Regions from separate parts of the Homo sapiens genome. Here all the other regions are linked to region 3. A link is a contact called in ENCODE Hi-C data. All regions are on one chromosome and are shown on one strand. The core of a region is the stretch at or near the end of the contact, and the rest is flanking DNA. Distances in the headings are between cores, read along the strand shown. Region 1 overlaps RABGAP1L (RAB GTPase activating protein 1 like). Region 2 holds the start of KIAA0040. Region 3 holds the start of PRDX6 (peroxiredoxin 6).

The links. A loop is a pair of places that touch in the nucleus more often than their neighbours do. Pooled maps may share reads with other maps.
Region 1: a pooled map shows a loop between it and region 3 (5-fold over the local background). The contact joins the enhancer-like site here to the promoter of PRDX6 in region 3. A Hi-C loop is called at or near these places in 4 of 50 pooled maps.
Region 2: a loop to region 3 is called in a pooled map, with 7 times the contacts of the local background. The contact joins the promoter of KIAA0040 here to the promoter of PRDX6 in region 3. A Hi-C loop is called at or near these places in 11 of 50 pooled maps.

The regions. Positions count from the first base shown.
Region 1 is chr1:174,966,648-174,969,594 of GRCh38, reverse strand. It overlaps RABGAP1L (RAB GTPase activating protein 1 like), which reads right to left. Exons shown (of 26, transcript NM_001366446.1): 21 at 208-318. Among named protein-coding and RNA genes, the nearest start is that of RABGAP1L-AS1, 14 kb to the right of the region's middle. Within about 2 kb of position 1,319, at least 8 of the 41 ENCODE cell types and tissues checked have a DNase peak (open chromatin) inside an H3K27ac peak, as active enhancers do.
Region 2 is chr1:175,191,507-175,194,420 of GRCh38, reverse strand. KIAA0040 reads left to right here and starts at 1,645. Exons shown (of 4, transcript NM_014656.3): 1 at 1,645-1,781. RefSeq lists enhancers at 983-1,092, 1,813-1,962, 2,203-2,252, 2,393-2,442.
Region 3 is chr1:173,475,841-173,478,767 of GRCh38, reverse strand. PRDX6 (peroxiredoxin 6) reads right to left here and starts at 1,433. Exons shown (of 5, transcript NM_004905.3): 1 at 1,276-1,433. The coding sequence starts at 1,370. It overlaps LOC100506023 (a long non-coding RNA gene), which reads left to right and starts at 1,613. Exons shown (of 3, transcript NR_037845.1): 1 at 1,613-2,136. RefSeq lists enhancers at 1,235-1,394, 1,892-2,428 and a silencer at 1,465-1,634.

The sequences.
Region 1 (2,947 bases), core at 70-2,569, 1.5 Mb before region 3:
AAGTATGTCACACATGCTATTTAGAAATGACCCAAACCTTTCTCAAAGGCTTATGTTTTCCATGGTCTCCAATTAACAGACTGTCCCTGCCACTTGTCCATTCCTCAAGAACAAAGTCAAGAACAAAGCAAGTTTGTGGGGGCGGTGATGAGGGCAAATCGGTCTTTGCCCTGAGGAAGTCATCACAGTCTCATTTCTAAGGATTACCTGATCCAAGTCATTCCGTAGAGCAATTTTGCTTGTTACTAGTTCATGGGCAAGGTCATCATTCTCTTGTTCCAACCTCATGCTGGCCTCCTGTAATCTTCGGTTCTCCCTCTGCAGAAGAACAATAGCCAGAGGTGGGCATTAGTGTCTGGACATACAGAAACGAACAGAACTGGTGAGGAAAAACAAGCAACAAAGTGAACTTTCAAAGGTGTAAAAAGGAGAAGGCGCAAGTGGCACAGGAAGGCAGGATTGCTGTCTGGGAAACAACAGTGAGTTTAGCTAGCAATGCAGATGCGGTTCTCTACCCGGTGAAACTGGTCCCTTAAACTCTCAAGATGGAACTTCATTATAAAAAATGTGCCACAAAGAACAAACTTTCTGAGCATATCCCCCCCAATCCTGTGAGGTTTTTACATAGATCTAGAACACAGACACAAACAATTCTTTATTTGAAACATGCACGGTAGTCTCACCCTTGACCTCAAGAGAAACCACAAGACACAGTAGGAATGAAACAGGGGAAAACCACCAGACATTTCTTCAAATTGTTTTTCTAAGACAGGGTTCATATTGAGTATATTTAAGAGCTCTAAATCAAGAATCATGACACATGGGTTCATGACTTTGCTAACAGCTGACATTTTTATTCTTTGAGTAAGAATATATTTACTTTTCTGAACACCTATTTTTGTGTGAGAGCAACAGTCATAAGATATCTAGTTTTTTTGTTTTTTAAAAAATTTCAGATTAAAACATTCTGGGTAAAATAAATTACTGAGGATTTCTGCTCCCAACCTTGAAAAATCTGAAACAAAGTTACATGATAAAAAAACAAACAAAAAAACGAAACAAACAAACAAACAAAAAGAAAGAAAAAAAAAAAACCAAGTCACTAATTCTTATGAAGCAAGGCCTTTCCTTAACTAAACACTATGAACTTGGTATGTTCACAACTATTTTCAGAATAGCTATTTCATGTCTTCCATTCCAAAGTATCAAAATTGCTTTCTTTGCTACTGTTAACAGTTATAGGAGATTCAAAAGAGAGCTGACAGGAAAGACTAATGTCATGAGACCTTCCTGTTTTTCAGATTTACACGTCTAACAGTGTTTTCTGCAAAGGTGGCAAAAACTCAGACAAAGCAGTGACAAAAAACTAGAAGACAAATATATGTTTTGGAAGATAGTTTATCATAGCATACCAGGTAATGTGAAGTTAATTGTATCTTCTATATAACAACCTGGTGTTTGTTATATTGAAAGAGAAGACAATTTCTTTCTTTTTCCTGTTTTTTAAAACAAGGGCTAAGAAACACATGGTAAGGGCAAAGTCTGAGGCTTTCACAGAGGCAGAGGATCCATAAACAGGGAAGGCTGTCAGAGAAGTTAAAGGACAAAACCGCACCTTGATTATACCAGCCACCAGGGCCCATTTCTGTCTTTTTTTTTTTTTTTGGAAAAAAATAAGAATAGTTGGAGAATGTTAAAACATTATTGAAAAACATATCGACTAAAAAAGATAAAAACAATCCCAAATCACTTTAATACTTTAAATAAATTCACAATAGAATTCTACTCAGTGTTAAAATACTGGAGAAGGCTGGGTGCAGTGGCTCATGACTGTAATCTCAATACTTTGGGAGCCTGAGACCGGAGGATTGCTTGAGCCCAGGAATTCAAGACCAGCCTCAGCAACATGGCAATACCCCATCTCTACAAAAAAATTTTTAAAAATTAGCTGGGTACAGCTGGGCACAGTGGCTCATGTCTGTAATCCCAGCACTTTGGGTGGCTGAGGTGGGTGGACCACTTGAGGTCAGTTCAAGACCAGCCTGGCCAACATGGTGAAACCTCATCTCCACTAAAACAAAACACAAAAATTAGATGGGTGTGGTGATACACACCTGTAATCTCAGCTACTCGGGAGGCTGAGGCAGGAGAATTGCTTGAACCTGAAAGGCAGAGCTTGCAGTGAGCCAGAATTGCACCACTGCACTTCAGCCTAGGTGACAGAGTTAGTGAGACTCCATCTCAAAAAAAAAAAAAAAAAAAAATTAGCTGGGTGGTGTGGTGTGCACACATGATCCCAGCTACTGGGGAGGCTGAGGTTGGAGAATCACTTGAACCCAGGAAGTCAAGGCTGCAGTGAACTATGATCATGCCACTGCACTCTAGCCTGGGTGACAGAGTGAGAACCTGTGTCAAAAAAAAAAAAAAGAAAGAAAGAAAATATAATAACAGGAAATGCTTACGCTGCCTTCCTTGTAGGGGGGAAAAAAACCCCAATAAATAATTGGAGAATCTCATTGTAACAATATAAACAACCAATATTAACTGTAGGTAGTGAATTTTCTTTATTGTTGTCCTTGTTCTTTTAAAAATGTTTTCAAGTTTTCTACAATGAATATATATTTGTAATAGGATTTAAAAAATAGTTTTATTAAGAAAAAAAGGAATTCAGAATTTTAATTCCATTGGAAGGGATAAGATGCCAAAATGAGAAAAAAAAATTTAAGTCCACTTCTGTTAGAAGGTCATATTCTACACAAAACCATATTGGATCCTCCTTTTTGACCAAGATATAATGTAACCCCTCAGAAGTGGTGCCTTGTGAGGAACTCTTTCCCTAGATGTTCCTGAGAAGACTGTGAATGCTCTTGTAGAGGCAACTTGTACTCATCAGATTCTGTCTGTTCCCCTCAATCTACAGAAGTTACACCCTCCCACAGAAGCATAA
Region 2 (2,914 bases), core at 396-2,895, 1.7 Mb before region 3:
TGTTGTGAAAGGTTGAATGATACACTGTGTGTAAACCTCCAGGCAGGAGATCCCCATTCCCAAATTTTCAGGCCAGCATTCAAGGCCTTACTATCATCCATCCCAGGCCTGTCTTCCTCATGGCCCTGTTAGACTCTATACTCTGGCCTTAGGCTCCAGGAGTTTTAGAGGAACCTACATAGGTACATAGGTACATTGTACATAGGTAGACAACTGCAGGCTCAAAGTGTCATTACAGATTTGAGCTTCTCCCGGCTTGTGAATCTAGTCTTCCTCTGTAAAAAATAAATAAATAAATAAATAAATAACTTATTTTCCTCTTTTTCTAGCCATTTTTGGCGTTTCAGGCTGGATGGTGGGTTTTCTCTTTGGCCTTTCAACTCAGAGCCACGTGGTTTCTCCTGAATAAACAGAAAGGAATCTCTTGAATCTCAGTTGTGACAGTTGGTTGCAGCAGTCATTTTAATGCCCACTTGGAGAAGCCAAAGGACACCCATACTCAGGCACAGTCGATGGAGGGCAAGTCCTGGTTCAGCACCTGGCACCTGGTACCTGTGTACCTGGCAAATACAGTCGAGGGAACAGCATTTCAGGCCCTTGTCAGGGAGGACCTCCCAGGATGACACTGAGGAGGCCCCTGAAATGATCCACAGCCAGGTCCTGGCATCCCCCTCTTTTCCCACCCACAGTATCCCTGGAGGCACTGAACAAGCTCTGAATCATCAGAGCTTTGTGTCTGGAGTCCCCTATTCAAAGGGGCGCAGGTCTTTTCATTTCCTAGCATCCCATGTGCTCGGAACTAGAGCCAAGAGATCTGAATAGAAAGTAGATGGAGAGCAGCTGAGGATGAGAGGGAAGAACCCCTGAGAACTTTTTGAAGTCAGCTTTCCCCTCCGTCATTTGCTTGTGACAGACAGCTCCTGGGGCGCAGTTTTCCTTAGCGCCTCCAGGCAGCAGAGACAAAGACTCTTCTGAGATGTCACCTGCACCCCTTGGAGCAACCGGCGTTGGCTAGAGGGGACTGTCATGCTCATTTGTCCCGATAAGACATCGGAGCCTTCACCCAACCTGCCGCATGGTATCCCTCTCCAACGCCTCCCACCCCTTCCAGGAAGGCCCTCTATTTAGGCAGCTGTTTTCCCTGAAGCCGGGTTTGCCCGGAGTTCTGTGTCCCATTCCTGGAACACTGGTGCGTCTGTGAGAGACACCGGGGCTGGCTCCGCAGCCGCTGTGTCCTGAAGGAGGCGTGTTCCGGGACTGAGGGGGCAAGGACACGTAATGGCGGGGGGCGGGGAGTGGGGAGCCACCGGCGGGAAGACGGGGAGGGAGGGCGCGTCTGGGGCGTGTGCGCCCAAGGCCAGAGGCACCCGAGGTGGGCTGGCCCAGGGTGGAAAGCCTGGGCCGAGCCCCTGGAGCGGGCGGAACGGCGAGCCAGATTCAGGAAGTTGTGCCTGTGACATCAGGGGCAGGACAGAGTTGGAGCGAAACCTCAACTATGCCAGGCGTCGGCCCGTAGGAAGGCAGGGAACACAGAGGGCGCTGCCCTCGGCGGCAGCGGCAGGTACGCGCGGGGGTGGAGCGGGGCGGGGCGGGGCGGGGCGGGCGGCTCCCACGACCTTGGCCGGCGCCGGGGCCCTACACGCCAGACCTGGCTCGGGGTGGGAGTGCAGAGGCAACCAAAAAGGAACCCACACCTCCCTCCAGGGCCCGGGGCGCTGTCAGACGGGGCAGCAACCAGGAGATTCCCTGGGCCTGCAGGAAGCCCTTCCGCGGACCGAAAGGTGAGTTTCAGGACTTTCTGTTATGTTTTTTAAAAATACATTTTTAAGCGCCCTCTGTTTGGAAGAAGACGCCCAGTCACTCCTGTCTTTAGAAGGATGAGACCTGCCCCAGAGATACAAGGAATTATTCCTAAGTAGCCTCTTGCGCCTTCACAACTTTAGTTCTGGTGTGTTTCCCTCCTTCGCGAGGACTCTCAGGAGTCTTCCTCTCTGCGCCTGGGCTGAGTCCACATGAACTCCTCGGAGGTCGGCGGTGGAGTTACCTTACTCCAGCTGCCGGTAGGAGCGCTTTGAAGGGGACACATGGAAATTCTGTTTTTTACTGAGAAAGCTAAGGCCTGAGACCCTCCGGAAAGCATCGCGGGCTTAGGTGTTTCTAAACCATTCTAGGTGAAGCCAGATTTTCTCTGGAGCTAAGGAACTAGCCAAAACGAAAATATGGCGTGGAGCCAGGGGCGGAGAGGAAACCTGTTTGCTATTCTGAGAGTTTCCAGGGAGCTTGCTGTGACACAGATTACTTCCTAACTTCTTTGACTCTCAGTGGTCCCACCCCCAGACCCCCCATCCCACCCATGAAGGTAGAGTGGGGGACATAATAGGACCTGTTTCCCTAACATTCTGAAGAGCTTTACGGGATTCATCATATGATAATAGAGTTAAGTAAACTATAGATGATAGCTAGTGGGAAGACCAGTCCTGCCTAACCGAAAGGGAAACTGAAGCACAGACAAGCACTCACCCTAATTTAACAGAACACCGGCAGCCAGCATGCCATGCTACTTAGCGGGATTGTGCCACCGATTGCGTTATACGAGGAAGGGAAGGAAAAGACCACTGGAGCATCTTGGAAGCTCCTCCCTTCTAAAGCAGTTGCATTTCATTTGCTCAGCTACAGCTCATAAGGACCTGAAGCTAATTTTAAGGAACCCTCATTCTGAAGTTCTGTTAGATAATGGGAGAGCCTTGAGTTACAAAGAGCAGGACTTAAACATAGCATTGATGCAACCTGTTCCTAACCCTTTTGCAAATGGTTTGCAAGTTCTATCTAAAGACTTCTGCAAGCGTCTTACCAGCCTTTAAACTGGTTCAGTTGCATCAACCACTTAGTCTGATGTGCCTGCCCTTCACCCAGT
Region 3 (2,927 bases), core at 184-2,683:
TAAGAATCTGTCCCTGGTTCTCTGCACAGCCCTGTCCAATCACTGATTAATTTCATAAGCCTGTCTCCCTGGATACTGTATATAAAAAGGATATAATCTGGGGAAGAACTGTTGTCAAGCCTTGGAGCCCCACAGTGTAGTGGGACCACTAGTACTCCAGAACCATAATATAACTAGACATGCCTGGAATGCTTCTGATGAAAACTAAGCAACTTCCAGTTTGCTGATTCAGGAGCTGTTAAAAAAAAAAAAGGGCAACACCGATTTACTACTCCTATCCATAATGGTAAAACTGCCAAGTCAGATCACAGGTCATCAATTTGGCTATCATCAGCAAGCTCATGTGCTAGAAGCAAGGTAGAAAGCGGAGGGGACAGTGAGGGGCAAGCCACTGGAAAACAAGAGAGTCTCAAAGTTGGGGAGTACACGTGTCCTGGAGCCTGGAACGGCCATCACTAGCAAGAATAGGCCACTCCAGCGGAACAGCGTCAGAAAGTCCTTCCCTCCAAGTGTTGCAAGTTCTGGAATCTCTGAAGGCACACCTACGCAGAGTGTTCTTGGCTCTTCCTAAAGCTGTTATCAAATCATATCTTGGCCATTGGAGGCGGCTCTGGACAAAAAGTCTTTCGGCCACCTACTTGGCAGCTAGTGGTTTTAAATTTCACATTTTGTGCCCAGAAGCCTGCAAATACCACTGCACCCTCAGATGATACGTTGGCCTTCCTGTAACCTATAGCCAGCAGCTGTGTCCTCCGACTTTGGCTTTAGACACCCATCCTCCCCAGGGAGCAAATTCCAGAACGGAGGGTGGGAGGGCGGTGCGACCCTGGGCACTAGTCCGGGGAAGTGATCGTCAATGCCGCCCCGCCCCTGCGCCCTCGGCCTGACCACGCTACCTGCACAGTTTACTAAGACGAGTTAAATGGACAACAAACCCTCCCGCGGGCGGTGAGTTTCCAGAACCCGCAGAACACAATTTTATCCTCCCCACCCCCCACCTTGGCGTGGCCTTGCCCAGCCACGCCGGAGGCGGGGAGGCCAGGAGGGATCGAGTGGCCCGCGCAGGGCAGGCCGAACGGGTGCCAGCTCCCAGCAGCGCAGCCGACGCTGAGCAGAGGCCACACGGCCTGGCGCGCGCCGGAACCAGTGCGGGGGAAGGCGAGGGCGGCGCAGGGGGCTGAGCGGCCGGGAGGACGGCAGGGAGAAGAAACAGGGAAGGCACCTCCGAGTCCGGCGCAACCGAGGCCAGGACAGGGCTACGCGGTGGCCACTTACGAGTCTCCCAGAAAGTCGTGGAAACGGATGCGGCCGACGGTGGTATTGGCCTCAAAGTTGGGAGCCACGTCCCCGAGAAGCAGACCTCCGGGCATGGCGACGGTGATGAGGGGGCGCCGCTGGGACAGCAAGCAACCGGTTGGTTCTGGCGAAGAAGCAGCCTGTCCCAGCGCGCGGAGGAATAAACGAAGGCGCGAGGGGCGGGGACTGGGGCGGCGGGGGCGGGGCCGCGGGAGGCCGGCCGCTGGGGGCCGGGCCGCGGGGGCTGGGCTGGGCGCGGGGCGGGGCGGGGCTGGGCGCGGGGCGGGGCTGGGCCGGGCCGGGCTGGGGCCGGGACGCGGCGCGAGCTGGACTACCGCGGTCGCTGTTGGTGGCGCCGCCGGGCCTGCGACTAGGTGGCATCCTTCAGACACTATAGGCCGTCTCTGCACACGTGATGCGGGGCTCGGTCACGTTGCCCCCTGGAAGCTTGAGGATGCGCCAGGTTTGACTCTGCAGGGCGTACGCGCTTTAGGGATGGAAGGAAGAGGAACGCGGCAGGAAGGCGAGCCCCAAGGTGGAGAATCGCCTGGGCGCGCAGGCTGCGGCGGCTTCGCACAGCCGCCCTGGGCGCTGCACGGGTCCGCGCGCACCCTGCTGCGCACCCACTCGCGGCCAGCTCCCTACAGAGGAGTGGAGTGACTGCTCGACTACCACCCCTCTTTTAGTGTGAGCGTCTGGAGTCCTGACCGCCCCAGCCAGCCCAGCTACGATGAACTGTCTAAGAGGATGTGGCAAGACCCAGAAGTATGGGTGACCTTATGTCAGAGGAAGTGGCTTTCTTATTGCAGCAAAAATTCCCGTACCAATGTCAGTGCTAGGGTAATGTAACTAAACTTTTATTTATTTTTATTCTGCCCTCCCCTTTCTGTTTGTTATGAACCATAAAATATTCAACACAATTATCTTGAAATCTAAATATAAAATTTAAAACATACTCTTTGAGACCTACTGTGTGCAGGTCAACTCTGTCACCCAGGGAGGTGGGCGGCTTAGATTCATTTATTTGCTATGAGCCAAGTACAAGGTAGATAAGATGCCTGTCCTCTTGGAGCTTTCCTTCTTGTGAAGGGAAACCGGTGACAGACAATAAGCACACAAACCAAAATATGTTAGACAGCAATCAGTCGTATTCAGAGAACTAAAATAGGGTTATGTGCCTAGAGGGTGACTGGGGGGCTGCTTTGGTTTGGGTGGTCTGGTCTGGGAAAGCCACCAGGATAATGTAGGTAAACTAGTCAGCTCACGGTAGGTGCTCTGGAAATGGTAGCTATCGTTTGGATGATGACACTGGCTCATGCAGTAACTCTTGCTTTGCCTGCTGTGTGCTGGACACTGTGCCAGGCCATACAGTGGAGAAACACAGTCCCTGCTGTTACAGGGAAGGCATATTTATATGCAATTATAATAAAATGTAGGGTAAATTCTGATGGGGGAAGGTGTAAATGATTGGAGTTCAGAGATGAGAAAAATCCTCTGGATGGGGCTGGCAGGTTTAAGGCAGGGGCATGGCAATGTTGAGAGTAGTGACTCACATACTGTGATTTGCGTTTTCATCACAGTGATGTGTTGGTGCGTGCATGCTAATCATATTTACCGAGTTCTTCAGTGAC